2 separate regions of the Homo sapiens genome follow, and region 2 is linked to region 1. The links are chromatin loops, found by intact Hi-C in ENCODE. Cell type or tissue: mammary epithelial cell. All regions are shown on one strand.

Region 1 (8,000 bases):
TGATTTTCAAAGCAGAAGCTAGAGTGATCCTTTCAAATTACTCCTCTCTTCAAACCTCTGCTTTACCCAACAAAAGCCAAATTGCTTGCAATGAACAAGAAGACCCCCTGGGGGTCTGTCACCTCTCACCTCTCTGATTTACATCCTGCTACACCCCCAATCTTAACTACACAACACGTGCACTTTTGTCCTTCCTGTTGCTTGGCCTCCCGAGCCTGCTCCCACCTCAGGGTGTTGCAGCAACTGTTTACCCTCTCTTGCATTTTCTTCCTCCAGGTGTCTGTGTGACTCACTCCCTCACTTTCTCAATGAGGTCTGCCACTTTCTTAATGAGGTCTATCCTCTCCCACCCTTTGACCAACTAACCCTGTGCTCCCAATCTTCCTAACTCTGCTTGATTTTTTTCCTCCATGGCATTTATAACTTGCAACACACTGAATGGTCTATGGTTGAGTTTATATGAGGATCAACTTTCTCTCCAAATGTGTGTTTACTGAAATCAAATCTTTTTTTATTTTTATAAGAGATATGAGAAAATTTTTATAAATTAAAAATCTATGAAGTAATTGACATATTGAGTTTGTTCTCACGTGAAAAAAATATCACAAATTGTACTTACTCATCAACTACCACTTTGTAAAGCTATACATGGGAGAAAGTCTAATAAGGAACACAGAACATTAATCAGGTTTGTTGTATTAAAGGAGTGAGTTTATGAATTACATTTTTTATTATTCTTAAACTATCTGTAACAGTGTAATATTGTTAGGGTAATTACAGTGCATTTTAAAAAGTATTTTGCTGAAACTTTTTTTTTTGAGACAGAGTCCGGCTCTGTCACCCAGGCTGGAGTGCGGTGGCGCCATCTGGGCTTACTGCAAGCTCCACCTCCTGGGTTCACGCCATTCTCCTGCCTCAGCCTCCCGAGTAGCTGGGACTACAGGCGCCCACCACCACGCCCAGTTAATTTTTTGTATTTTTACTAGAGATGGGGTTTCACCGTGTTAGCCAGGATGGTCTCGATCTCCTGACCTCATGATCCACCTGCCTCGGCCTCCCAAAGTGCTGGAATTACAGGCGTGAGCCACCATGCTGGGCTGAAACATTTTAATTTTAAAGAAATTGCTCTGATTTTAAAATATTGCCCTTATAAGCAGCTGAGTATACATGAAAACATCATTCAATGGAAAATAACAGAAGACATGTAAATAATACAAGTGCTGAGCGAGTTGTACAATTTCAGAATGCTTTGAATCTATCAAATTTCTAAGTTGATCCATCATTGTACAGGAAGTTTGACACTCAATCAGAGCCAGCCTTGCCAATTACAAGAACTCTTCTTTGGAATTTTGGTTTCTAAGGGTCACACTTTTTGGAATATAATATTTTGTCTCTTAAATAGTCTGTATCTACTACTAATAAATAGTAGCTGGGTATCCATATCATGTAACAGAAGGGAAATGAAATTGTACAATTTTTTTAGGTAATTCTAGGTAATTTTTACATAATTTTAGATAAATCTCCAGGTAATTCTGAAATACTTTTGGTTGAAAATGGGCTGTATTGGATGGTTTGATTGCTTTCTTTTTTATAAAAATTAAACTCCCAGCTATCTTCCAAGCTGCTGCAAGATGAAATGCTCCTTTCTTTATCTACCTTGTTCTCCCCTTCTCTGAAGAAGGAAATTCTACCATAGGGCCCAGGAACTTGAGCAACTGTGTTACTTATTTTAGATCCTTTGTCATTCTAGATTTCCTCAGGTTCACCAAGAGAATATCTATGCCCACCAGATTACATAAAAAGTATGAGATGAGGTTCGGGAAATAAGATAAAGATTTATAAACTGGAATTCAGAATGTGGTTTATGGAAAGATTTAAGGTAAATTAGCATATCTCAGCTCAGGGACAGACAAGTCTTAGCAGGACTCCTCCTATCAAAGAAATCTTATTTCCATTTTCTTCCCATTTTTCTGTGCTCAAGACATGATTAACTAACTGCAGAGACATGCCAAAGACAATCAAATCCTTTTTTATGTGAATATCAGATTTAAGAATGCTTTCGTCATAAGGGTGGAACTAGAAATCAGAGGTGAGTGAATTAGTCCTGGATCTGACCCAGCGACCAGAGGCACAAACCATCACTGGCAGACTGAGATAAGGGGAGGATGAAAGTGGCAGCAAACAGCCTGAAGACAAAGAAAATGGAAAAACCTAAAGGATCCATGTTTACATTAGACCTCTAATTTCCTGAAAATACTCCCTTAATGAAAGCAGGAACCAAACCCACTTTAAGTAATTCATTTGGTTGCTATGATTGAGGAATGTGTTAGTTTCAAAAGTCTTAATGTAGATTATATTTTGAAAAGGTTATTCACTTTGCATAGGGGCTAGTTTTCTAGATAATTCCTCTAAAGGGTGATTTTTCTGGTGTCTTGAGAGTTGGTGTGTACGTTCGTGATCTGGCACAGACTAGTCAGGGTGCACAAAGCAGCTCAGATTTCCAGAAACCACTACTTAAGAAAAAAAGGTGAAATGAAAAGAAAATAATTTTGCACATTACAACCCCAAATCAGACAAGGTTTTGCTCAAGAAGAGAAAAATGATGAGGGAATTCCTCACTAAAGTCTCGGTCTTTACCCATAAGCTCACTGTTCCTAAAGAGTCATGAAATCCAAGAAAACTTGTCCTGAACATGGGCATCAAGAGACTCTGATTTTCTTTATAGTTTGAGATCTCTGCTCAGATGGTAAATCAAAGACATTCAAGTATAGTGTGAGGTTCTTTCAGCCAAGATTGCAGCAAAAGGTACATGATATTTTCTGATCATAATGCCCCAGAGTGAAGAGGAATTAGAGAAATGCTGACTGGTCCTGTGGGTAGACAGGGAGAGTGGGGATTTGGGAGGATGACCTGCAACCCCAGGGGGATCCACATCATCCCACTCCTTTTCCCCACGGCATACACCCTCATCCAGGAAGCCTCAGTTGGGTGGCAGTGGGGCTGAGAGGGCAGAGGCCCCATTACTCAATGACTCGGCCCTCAGACACTCCATCACACTTTGACTGCAAGGCTCCTGAGAGACAGGCATAGGATGTGCGGAATCCTAATTAGGGAAAAAAAAGTCAGACTAGCAGTACCAAGGGAAAGCAAAGACAGAAAGCAGATAAACTGTAAGTTTGCCTTTCTTCATGGCCCAGGACACACAGCTCTTCTGAGCAAATAACTCAGAATCTTCCAGCACCCAACTATCACCAGACACCTGCAAGTTAGCTCACTACAACCTTGGCATTATCAGTACTGCATATAGCCCCCTGGAGCCCAGGAACTATCCTATAAATATCCAGCAAGCCTTTGTTTCTTTGCAGTCAGCTCCTCTCTGGCTGTGCTGCCCATTGCAACCTTGTAATGTATTTTCATACTTTCTCTAATAAATCTGCCTTTCTTTATCTACAACTGTCTTAGTAAATTCTTTTACCCCTGTACCACCAGACCAGATAGTTGTCACTCACCTATGACAGGGAAGCCTTTGTTCCAATCATAGAATGGGCTCAAAATTGGCCACTGATATCCACACTAAAGTCATGTTTAACTAAGTTGTCACAAGACAAAAGTGGTCTTAGATAGGATCTGCAGTTGTTGAAATTCAAGACTACCCACCCAACTGATAAGTTATCAAGTCTTCTTTAAATCTCAGTTACATCTTGGTGGACACTATCTTTATTCTGTGTTTTTTCATTAGGATAGCATCCCTTTCTACCCAGGGCTCAGACACACCCAACTCCAGAGCCAATCCCACAGACTCAGCCCAGCCACACATATGTCCATGTTTAGTCTTGCTGTAGGGGGCCTGGGGCCCTCACAAGCATTGGTTGGAAGTACAAGATTGGAGTCAGCAAGGACTTGGTTTCATCCCTACTTCACAGCACTATCATCATAAGAATGGCAGGATGTGGTGTGTGGAAAGTGCTTGTCTCAGGGTCTGGCACATAGCAGTCTTAGTAAGTGTCGACTGCTGCTGCTGCTGCTATGTTATTCCAAGCGTGCTAAGGACAAATACATCCCAGACAAGTTGAAGCCATCCTACCCTTGGCCCACAAATATTTTAAAGATGTCTCTGTCATCACCCCATTTCTCCATTCTCCTCTGTGTCTGAGCCAAGGCCTCAGCCCCTATTCAGAATCCAGACGCCCTGCCTAACTAGCCCTTTCCTTTCTCTTTCTTGGAACTGGACTCTTGGTTGCTGTTAGATTTTTGTTCTAGAACCAGAGGGATCTTTTCCACCAACCTGTAGTAGGACCCTACTGCACATGCACGCGCATGCAAGTGCACGCACACACACACACTCGTGCACACACACATGCATGCTCCCACAATGTTGGCATCGCCACTGTTGTAAGACTCCTGCATTGTATCCTCCCAACCAGACTGCATTTGCCCTTGGACATGGATGTCAGCCTGGCTCAAAGTCATCACCCAAATCCTTGCGGGGCTCTCCCTTGCAGTTGTCTGCCTCTGCACTCCCAGAAAACCAGGAAGTATGGAGGAGTGGGCAGAGAAATATAAACCCTTGTGATTATAGGACAAATATTTTAAAGGACATAGAGGAAGAATTCTCCTAGAGGAAAAACAGGTATCCGAAAACTGAAGACACCCCAGATACACTTGAGCTATGCGGCCACATCTCCAAACACAGAGGCACCCAAGTAGAAAAGTAACTTGGAATCAATCTCCTCACCTAAACAACGCATTCAAGAACAGAGAGAATCCCAGATCCTGCTGGGGATCCCGTAACATTCAAGTCAGCAGTCACAGCAGCATATCTACAGGGCGCAGAGATAAAAGTTCCCAGAGTGTGGAACAAAAAAAATAAGGACAATGATGAGGTCTGACATCATTAAGTGTTGACTGCTGGCTGAGTAATGCACTAAACACTTACACCCATTTAACCTTCAGAAACCACCCTCTAAACATGATATTATTACTAATATGCTGGTCACCTCTTTGTAAGCAAGAAACTCAAGATTTAAAGACATAGATGAGTTGCTTAAGGTCATGCAACAAGTAAGTGTAAGAGCAGGGATTAAATGCAGATCTGCATTAGTCCAGAGCTTTCTGTCTCCAAACCTCTGCATGGAATAGCCAAAATTAGATGATTATGTCCACAATGGTATTCAGGAACAATGGCATGTGAATAGTTTGGCCTCAGGATCTAGTAGGAGAACTGTTATAGCCAGACAGAAACATGCCTCCGATTTCCTTATGCCTGGAAGAAATTAAAGGAAAAACTGACATTCAGTGGATAAAGCTTTGGGGGCCAGTTCTGCTATGTTTACCTCTGCACCCTCTGTTGAAGTAGCCTTCAGAGAGAAGAAGAATGGAGCCACCAAGCAGAGGATCAAAGCAGGCACCCGCAACAAACTTGAACTTACATCAGTCATTCACTCCCCACCCCTCCAGAAACAATGGCCCTCACTCAAGAGGGCCTTCTCATATCCTCATATCCACCCCTCTCATGTCCGTTCTCTATTTTCTTCTTGCAGATGGGTATGACCCTGCTTCCTCACCCCTTTTGGCCAGCAGCTTCTTGCTTCATTTGTTTTGTTTTTTTCCTTCATCTCCATCTGAGTAGATTACACTGCTGGATTTTGTGGATTTCAGAAAGAATAACTCCAGAATATGAGCACTCTGTGTGTATACTATAAAGCTCCCATCCTTTCTTACCCTCAACCAGGTCTTTTCCAACACGTTGGACCAAAGTCCCATATTACACAAACAAGATTTCAAGGGATTTCATCAATCTGTACCATGATTTTCCCATTGGTAATACTACTTTTCTCACAAGCAAAATTGATAACAATGATTATTATTGTTATAATGTTATATATATTACATTATATATTATATTATAGGCCCTTCATTTGCATAAGGCACCAAAACACAATTAAACTCCTTTAAATTTAATTCAGCTAAAGTTTTTCTTTTAACAGAAGATTGTTTGGAAAGCTAAGTCTTCCCTCTGTCATTGAGTGAATGTTTTCCTCAATATAAATATAATATTATATATATTATATTTAATATATAATAATGTTATAACATTATAACAATAATGTTATATATATTATATATATAATATTTAATATATAATATATATTATATATAATATATATAAATATATTATATATAATATATATTATATATAATATTATATATAATATATATTATATATAATATTATATATAATATATATTATATAATAAAATATATAACATATATGATATATTATATATTATATTATATAATATATATTATATAATTATATTATATATTACAATTATATAATATATATTATATAATTGTATTATATATAATATATAATTGTTATAATGTTATAACAATTATATATTATATATATTATATATTATTATAACATATAATGTTATAATAATATAACAATGAATATTATTGTTATAATGACCTAAATTCGTATGTGAAAATTTTGTTCCCTTTGAGATAAAAGTATTTTTGAAAAATACCCCAAAGCCACTTACCCTCATTGGGTTGTACTTGAGTTCTTTCTTCCTCAACTTTCTGCCCACAGTTTCACAACTCAGAAAGCCAATTTCTCTTACAGCTTTATAGCTTTACTAAATACAACAGCCAGCCTCTCTTTAAAAACCTCCCATTTTCTTTATCAGTTAAGAGACAGGAACCAGGTTACTGATAAGCTGAACCCGATGATCACACTGTTAACAAATGTTAACTGCAGTTTTCACCACATTCTCCCTATTTGAAAGATCTTTAATGAAGTTCTATTTCCAATTTTTACCTTATCTCTATAGATAGTTACATTTTGTCTTAACTATATTTTGCCTTCTTCATGAGTGACTTTCTCAGCAAAACCTCCCTAACACCATGTAGGTGGCAGGTCACTCATTTCCCTTAACGCGAGTTGGTAGTTGTAACTTCCCTATAGTCACATTTCTAGAACAAGAGTACCCATTTCTGCAGCAAGTTGCTTATTTGGTGTTTCTTTCTTTTTTTTTTTTTTTTTTTTTTGAGGCAAAGCCTCACTGTGTCACCCAGGCTGGAGTGCAGTGGCACAATATCAGCTCACTCTGCAGCAAGTTTTGTAACTGATGCCTCGTTGGCAATGTTTTTGAAAACTTTGACACATCTCGTGTGCTTAAGTGTACACCAGGCTCTGTGTGCAGTAATTTGGTATGTGCTATCCCACGCAATCCTCAGAAGCTGACAGGAGCTTCAGAGAGGAGAATTACCTTACCCAAGGTAGCAGCCAGTACAAGGGAAATCCAGGATCCAAAGTGTCTATACCTGGGCTTTTTCCACATGCCCGAGATGGCCTATCTCAGGTGGTTGTAATAGAGATTTATGGACATGTGCTGCAATTATTAGAATTCTGGATAAACTAACCTTAATTATCTATGCAATTTCTAAAAATATTGGTGACTTTCAAATAATCAGGATGTGCCATCTGCCAGAGTCTTCCCTAATATAATAGAGCATGAGATTTAGGGAGAGCACAGCCTAGTTTTCCTCTTCCCAGCTGCTTGACTTTGGGCAAATTCTCTAACCTCTCTCTCGTGTGAAGGGTATTGTTGTCAATATTAAATCAGTAACCTATGGAGGATGCTATCCATATTGATGAAATACTAGTGATTTTCTGCTCTATCATATACCCATCCTATCACACCCAGCACAATTGTGTTTAAAATAAAAACAAACCTTCTGGCAGGGCATGGTAGCTCACGCCTGTAATCCCAACATCCTGGCCAACATGGTGAAACCCCGTCTCTACTAAAATACAAAAATTTGCTGCGTGTGATGGTGCACACCTCTAATCCAAGCTACTCAGGAGGCTGAGGCACGAGAATTGCTTGAACCCGGGAGTCAAAGGTTGCAGTGAGCCAAGACTGCACCACGGTGCTCCAGCCTTGGTGACACAGCGAAACTCTGTCTCAAAAACAAACAAACAAACAAAA
Region 2 (8,000 bases), 56 kb after region 1:
CGCCCCCACCACACACCTACCCCCTGGAACCTTGGGGTTTGAACTGCTCATTGAAGGTAATGGATTGCCTTCTGACTGACTTGCTAATGAAATCTTCTCAGCTCTCATCTGTTCTACACTGGTGCCATTTGACACTTTGACCACTTCCTCTTTGACACTCTACTCTTGGCCTCCATGACACCCTACTTTCTTCTTTGTGTCCCTTCCCTCACTCTGATTGCTATTTTTGGGTTCATTCACTGATTCCTCTTAAATGTAGGCATTTTCTAAGGATCTGTCTTTCCTTCTCTTTCTAGAGACTCTCATAAATTCTCATAATTTCAACTATCAGCAAATGCCGATGGCTTCAAGACCCATATCAAGCCAGTCTTCCTTCTCCCCCTCCTCACTTCACCTCACCTGCAAATTCACTCATGCTACCTACAAAATATCCATCACACTTCTTCACTTCTTTCATTACTCACTACCACTGTCCAAATTCAGGTCTCATCATGTCTCACCAGGAGCGTTCAATAGCTTCCTGTTTATTCTCCATGTGTGCCCTAGTCTTAGTGCATTCAATTTCATTTCCTCCTCAATAACCAGCAATGGTTCCCACAGCCCATGGAATCATGTCCACATTCATTGCTTAAGAGTCTTCACTCTGGATGCATGTCCTTGCTCAAAATATGGGCAAATTATTTACCTTCTTTGAGCTCTGTATCCTTACCTCACAGCATTGTGGTAGGAGCCGTTGTTCAGTTTGTACACTGCAGGAGTGTGTCCAGCTGATGGAGCAAGTGGCAACTAAAACCCAACCCATCCTCCAATCACTAAGTTCGTCCCACGACCTGGGCTGAGCTTGAGTCTGCTCAGAGAAGGAGGTACTTTTCTCTGCAAAGGAGGTACCTTTCTTTTCACACAAAGGTACAGTAAGGGCTGGGACTTCCCCAGATTTCTTCTTCAACACATGCATTTTATCCTCATACTTGACACTCGGGCCCAAATCTTCTATTTTTCCCAAATATGCCGTGTACATTAAGAAATCAGTGTTTATGTTCCCATTATCTCTACAGCCCTTTGTCCTCCCATTCTCTGCCAGGGGAAACCTTCTCATTCTCCGATGTCACTTGGTTTGGGAGGGCTCTGTGCATTCCTCCTGGCTTGGGACTTCCCTTTGAGTCCTGCATCCTGGTTACACATTTATAGAGCACTTATGTCAGTTTGTCTTGGATTGTACTCTTGATAAGGAATCTGCCTCCTCCATTTGTGTTCGATGACCTTAGGTCAGGACCCTGAGTGGAGCCCACCCATGTTTGCTGGTTTGAGTTCAGTACTTCTTGTAAACCTGGGATTGTAGCTAAGCACTATAGCGGTGCAGTTTGGGACACAAAGGTGTAGAGAAGAGTTTAAGGCTTAAACATGCATATCTAGAAGGAGCTAGATTAGAGAATGATTTTAAAATAACCCTAATTAAAGCAATAATAGTAGTCATAGAAAACATAACCAAAAAAGAGAGAAATCAAAATTACTTGTAATCCCACCACTCAAACCTTTGTCATCATTTTGCTCTATAACCTTACAAATGTTATTCTATATATATATATATATATTTTTTTTTTTTTTTTTTTTGAGATGGAGTTTCACTCTTGCTGTCCCAGTTGGAGTGCAGTGGTGTGATCTTGGCTTACTGCAACCTCCGCCTCCCAGGTTCAAGAGATTCTTCCACCTCAGCCTCCCGAGTAGTTGGGATTACAGGCGCATGCCACCACAGCCGGCTAATTTTTTTGTATTTTTAGTAGAGATGGGGTCTCATCATGTTGGCCAAGCTGGTCTCAAACTCTTGACCTCAGGTGATCTGCCCGCCTTGGCCTCCTAAAGTGCAGGGATTACAGGCATGAGCCACTGTGCCTGGCCACATTATTAATTTTTAAAATAAATTACCAACTTTTTCATGTGTTATACTATAAATAGTTTCCCATGACATAAATACTTTTCTTTAACATTATTTTAATGTCTGCATCATATTTTATTGTATGCTTGTACCATAATTTATTTAAATATTACCGAATTTCATTTTTTCTGTTTTATATAACACTGGAGTCAACATCATTATAACTAGATATCTGGCACACCATTAATAATCTCTTAAGAATAAATGCCTAGAAGTAGAACTGCAGGGTCAAAAATTAGGTGTTGTTTTCTTTTCTTTTTTTTTTCTTTTTCTTTCTTTCTTTCTTTTTTTTTTTTTTTGTGACAGGGTATCACTCTGTCTGTCACCCAGGTTGGAGTGCAGTGGTGCAATCATGGCTCACTATAGCCTTGATACCCCGGGCTCCATCACATCTGGTTAATTTTTAAACTTTTTGTAGAGACAGGGTCCCACTATATTGCTCAGGCTGGTCTCGAACTCCTGGGCTCAAGCAATCCTCCTGCCTTAGGCTCCCAAAGTGCTGGGATTACAGGTGTGAGCCACCATGCCTGGCCCAAAGTTAGGTACTTTTTAAAGATTTTTTGATACCTGTAATGAAACGGGCCACTGGAATCACCAAGCTAACCATTCCATTTGAGATCAATGGCTCGCCAATTTCACCAGCCTCGCCAGAATGGGTATTGTCAGAGCACAGAATTTTAAGGTTGGAAATAATCTAAGAGTTGATCTGCCCCGTGGGTCTCACTCAGAATCAACTGGGCATTATGTATTTCCTCAAGCTCCTCAGTTAATTATTCTGTGCAGTCAGGTTTGAGAACCACTAATGTAGTCAAAACCCCTCACTCTGGATTTGAGGAAACTAAGGGCCAAAGAAGGTACATAACTTTCCTAAATTGACCCATGGAAGGTACACAAATAAAAATGTATCCAAAAGATAAAGGAAAAGAAAATGATGTATTCAGGTGGAAAATTAAGTAGTAATCATTTCAAGTTAATTATGGATAGGAGAACTAGGTATTTAAATTTAAAATCATATTCTAAGCATGAAGACTGTTTAAGAACACAGAGTGAAAAGAGCGCTTGTCTTTCTTCTATTCCATGAAGAAACCATTCTCAGCCAATCAATTCACAGCCATTTGTTCATTTCAAAACTTGTATATTTTTAAGTCTAACTTTACAAAGAAGAGGAGATAATAACAAGGACCCTGATAAATTAACTATGTATGTGTGGGGTGTAAGAGACACTAAAACACAATTTTACACAAAAATCAACCCTGATGGTACCAGTCAAATAACTGGGTCTTTTTGTGAAAAAGAAATGAAAATACCTCCCAGTAGCCACAAAATACTGTAATCTTGTGGTTCTAAGAACCTTTAGTGAATAACAGTAAGACATGGTTGGATTTTGTGTTGATTTCAGGTTACATTTATTTCAGTTAAAGAAAAGGTGTAAACTTGTGAGATATATCATTTCTCCAGACTTGAGCACATGGAGAGGATTACCTGCATGTGTGTTTGGTGAGAGGAAGGGTACAATAGCCTAGAGACCATGTCTGAGATGACATGTCTTTTAGAGAAGCTGAATTAGCATTTGTGATCAATGGTTACTTCCAATCACCACTTTACAAGAAAAAGTGATTTTAGCACCTTCGTTTCTGAGAAAGGCAATGTTCTCAGAAAGGAAAGTTTTTAACTCTGTTATTTGCTGCTCTCAGGAGATACTTGTGGTTTTGAGAGTGTTACTTGCCTGTTACTGAATCCACATTACTACTCCTGATGGTGAAATGAAAAGAGATATTACTTTAGTATGAATGACTCACTGGGTGACTCTGTAGATGAGTGCCTTCCTGTGTTGCTGTGAGTTGCATGAGGCATGGCCTCAGATTCCAAAGTGCTTAAACTACAGAAAAAGGAAGGAGAGTAGACTCCCTTTCATGGAGGATCTCACACTCTGGGTGACGAGGCAGGTGCTCTGCATGCTTCTCACATCACTTAATCTTCCCAAAGGAGACCCTCCAATGGAAAGAGTGTGCATGTAGGAGAGAATCAAAGAAAATTGCCATTCCTGGAAACCATTCTACAGTGATATAATTAAGCCAAAGGAAAGAGCAGTTAATGGTGTTTGGAGAAACGAGAGTAACTTCATTCAGGAGATGAACTTACTCTGTTCCAGGACAGTTATGCTAAACCAGGAATGGGGCACATCAGAATCATTTGGTGGGAATCCCCCAGGTGGTTCTGAGGGCATCCCTTTCCCTCATTGTCTAGAGCAGGTTTTCTCAGCCTCAGAACTATTGACATTGGGGCCTGGCACTTCTTTGTTGTGGGCGGCAGCTGTTCTGCACATTGTGGGATATGTAACAGGACCCGACCTCCATGAAACTGATCTCCAGTTGCCAAATGTCATCATGTCCCCTGGAGCATGATTAGCTGAAAAGAACTAATGATAGACAGTAGAATTATGAGCAGGATAAGGGAGAAGGGTCTTAGATTGCCAGGCAAGGAGTTGACTTTTTAAATGCAAATGACATTCTTCTCAATAAATTTTGGATACTTTTTAATAGGCAATGGGATATTAGCTTTGTGTAGGAATGTACATTTTAGGAAAAGAGTGCTCAGAGATGGTTAAACAGGCACATACAATATTAGAGAAGAATATACAAATAGCAAATCAACTAGGGTGCAGTTAGAAGCTTAAAGGCATAAATGTGATTATTTTGTTGTGGCCCCAACATAAGAGAAAATAAAGATGCAGGAAATATTTCTTTATTCTTTTGTAATGAGTGACCCTACCAGAGGGACACTACCCAGAAATTGAACTTGAGTTTGTGTGCTAGCAGCAGTCCTTTAAAATGAGAGAAGTTTCTACTATGATGTAAGATAAGTTAGGATAAAAAATCACATGGGTTTTCTTGAGAGGCCATCCTCATTTAGAAAGTCACACCACCTCTGAAGCACCAACAGTGTCTTCCTTAGAAGGGTAGGTTTAGGGGAAAAAGGGAAAAAGTGTTGATTGCCCTAAGGAAAGAGAGTGACTCCACATAGTGGCATTGCTAATGGCCAGCAAGACCAGGGCAGACAGAGGCATACACTCGATCAGCTCCTGACCCAGTGCTCATTCCAGACACCAAGACGGGGACCCCAGACTCCTCTGTGATATCCTGAGTGTGCCCTCCAGAAGCAGCTTTGCTTGTATGGGTAGCAACTCACCTCCCTGAGACTCACCCCTCACTGCCACAGTCTCCCTGGGTCTTCCACCAAGGAGATTGAACCCTCAGCCATCCTAGCCAGCTTCTACTTACAACAGAGTCCCAAATCCTCAACACCTATAGCCCAAATCCTCATCATCTCTTGCCCCTGAGGTGACAGTACCCTTACCAGCCCCTAAGCGCGGAGGGGCAAAGGGTGAGACAGGCTAATGGTGAAGATCCCTTTTACATTTGCTCTCTGGCAACAGCACATTAACTGCAGTCCTCAATTATGTCCCCGTCATGCTTGGCTCAACATTGTCCCGTACAGTTAACAATTGGTGAGTAAAGAAATGTGAGAATGTGGAAACTGGACACTAAAGTTATAATAGGAAAATTATCATCTTGCTTCTAATGCCAGTAGAAGTACAGTAGTTATGCCAAGAGGTTACTTAACATTATATTATGATTGGTAAAGACTCTGTTTTCTGATTACCATGAAATATAGCTAGAAATAATTAACAATGTTACATGCAAACAAACTGAACCGCTAGGAAAAAAGAAAGGCAACAACATTGTTTAAAATGAAACTCAAAAATCAAAAATCAAAACTTAAGTATCTCAATATTAATAAAATACCCAGAAGAACGCTGCATAGCAAACTTCTGGAATACAGCCAAAGCTGTACTGGGAGGGCAATTGTTTAATTCTTAAAAAAAAAAAATAAAGTATTTGAATGAAGTTGCTAAGTACTTATCCTGAGAATTTAGAAAACAATCATGAGAGTCACAAATAAACTTGAAAAAAAAGAGGGAGAAGGACTTAAAGATAAAATTAATTGGTTAAGAGAAAATGTTTGCATTGATAAATTCAAGTGGAATAGAGGGTAGATGGTAAAATAGGCATCTCTGCCTAGTTAAGTCACAGGAGGGAGAAGTGAAAGTGAAAGTAAACAAAGTTAGAGATGAAACAAAGAACAATATACATTCAGAACATTAACTGCTTTTAGAAAGATTATATCTCCATATAGTAATTAATTAGAAAATTATATGTGCATTATTTCTAGATAAGAGTAAATTACCAAACTTTTATTTATTATTAAAGAAATAAAAAAGAATCAAATCAATAAATGTGTTAGAAATAACAAATATAATTTAAGAATAATCACCAAAGTAGTACCTGACTCAGATAATTGCCTTCACATCTGTAAAGAAGAAATAATTTCCAGCCTATATTAACACTGCCAGAGCTTATTAAAAGATGAAAAGGTTTGTAATTTGCTTTATAAAGCCAGCATAATTTCTTTTCTTTTCTTTTTTTTTTTTTTTTTTTTTTGAGACAGAGTTTCACTCTTGTCACCTAGGCTGGAGTGCAATGGTGCTTTCTTAGCTCACTGCAACCTTCACCTCCTGGGTTCAAGCGATTTTCCTGTCTCAGCCTCCCAAGTAGCTGGGATTACAGGTGCCTGCCACCATGCCTGGCTACTTTGTTGTTGTTGTTTCTTTGTTGTTTTTGTTTTGTTTTGTTTAGTAGAGATGGGGTTTCACCATGTTGGCCAGGCTGGTCTTGAACTCCTGACCTCAGGTGATCCACCCACCTCAGCCTCCCAAAGTGCTGGGATTACAGGTGTGAGTCACCACACCTGGCAAGCCAGCATAATTTCTACAGGACAGAGTTAGTAAATGTAAACATTCATTCGTAATTTCATTTGCAAATATAAATGAAAATTCCAAATAAAATTAGATAAATGAAGCACATTAACAAATATAAGTACACTGTATACTCAGGAATTCAAAGATGGCTTAATATCAGGAAATGTATCAATATGCTTCATCATACCAAAAAGTCAAAGAAGAAAAATCATATAATCATCTTAATATATGCCGAAGACTCCTATGACAAAATTCAATACAAATTTTCAAAACTTAAAGCTTTTAGTCAACTAAGCCTAGAAGATCATTTAATTTAAAACAATTTAAATGTAAAATAATTAAAATTTTTAAAGAAAATAAAAACAGCCAACATCATAGCTAAGAGTAAAACCATAGAGATATGTCCCCTCTCATTCCTATTAAGCAAAATTTTAGACAGTCTAAAAATTAGACAGAAAAAAGAAACAAACTCCACAAATAATGGAAAGAAAAAGACAAGTTTATTACTATTTCCGGTTATGATTGTCTATATAAACAAAATAAATCTGCCAATAAAATAAAATAAACAGCAGTTGACAAGTTAAAATAAAAGTAGAAAAACCAGGATTTCATCAGCCTGGAAGTAACTATGAGAAAAAAAAATGGAAAAAAACATTCCCAATAGCAACAACAAAACAATTTCTGAGAAGAAATTTTAAAGAAACTTAAGCCAGGATCTATGTGAAAAAGTACTGTTATATTAAGAGATATTAGAGAAATATTGTATTAAGAGATAGTACCTGTTTCTAGAGAGGCATAAAATTGTAAGTTAGCATAAATTCAAAACAATTAAAATCAAAATACCAATAGAAACTTAAGACACTAATGAATGAACAAAAAGAGTCAAGAAAGTGTAGACAAAAGTATAACGATAAAGGTGGCTGGTATTGTCAGATGTTAAAATACATTATAAAATAAAAATAGTCTGTGTTTATGCCTATATTCCAGGATTGGGGATGACTTCTTTGTGCTTTTTGCATTTTCAAGTTTTTTTTCAAGTATTTATGAGCAGAGAAATCTTTAAAAATGTAATACCACTAAGTCTTTCTCCAGCTGTGCCTGTTCAAGGCTCCCACACCCTTCTCCCTCTCCTCGTTCTTGAGTTCTTCACCCCAACCTCCACCTTCTAGTCCCCTCTTCATTCTTGACTTCATGTTTTGAGAAATTGAAGTCTTTGTGGGGCTCTGAACACTTCTCATGATTTTATGC

The links. A loop is a pair of places that touch in the nucleus more often than their neighbours do. Peaks named below come from ENCODE experiments on the same cell type or tissue, not always from the same donor. Only the 100,000 strongest peaks of a DNase experiment are listed, where the experiment ranks them.
Region 2: a loop joins it to region 1, with 7 times the contacts of the local background. A loop is called at or near these places in 7 of 110 quality-filtered maps.

What each region holds. Positions count from the first base shown.
Region 1 is chr2:102,310,172-102,318,171 of GRCh38, reverse strand. IL1RL1 (interleukin 1 receptor like 1) reads right to left here and starts at 6,609. Exons shown (of 11, transcript NM_016232.5): 1 at 6,549-6,609. In mammary epithelial cell, no CTCF peak of the experiment used is centred here; DNase peaks (open chromatin) are centred at 291 and 4,921.
Region 2 is chr2:102,254,476-102,262,475 of GRCh38, reverse strand. No RefSeq gene overlaps it. Among named protein-coding and RNA genes, the nearest start is that of IL1RL1, 53 kb to the left of the region's middle. In mammary epithelial cell, no CTCF peak of the experiment used is centred here; a DNase peak (open chromatin) is centred at 3,745; H3K27ac peaks cover 1,138 bases.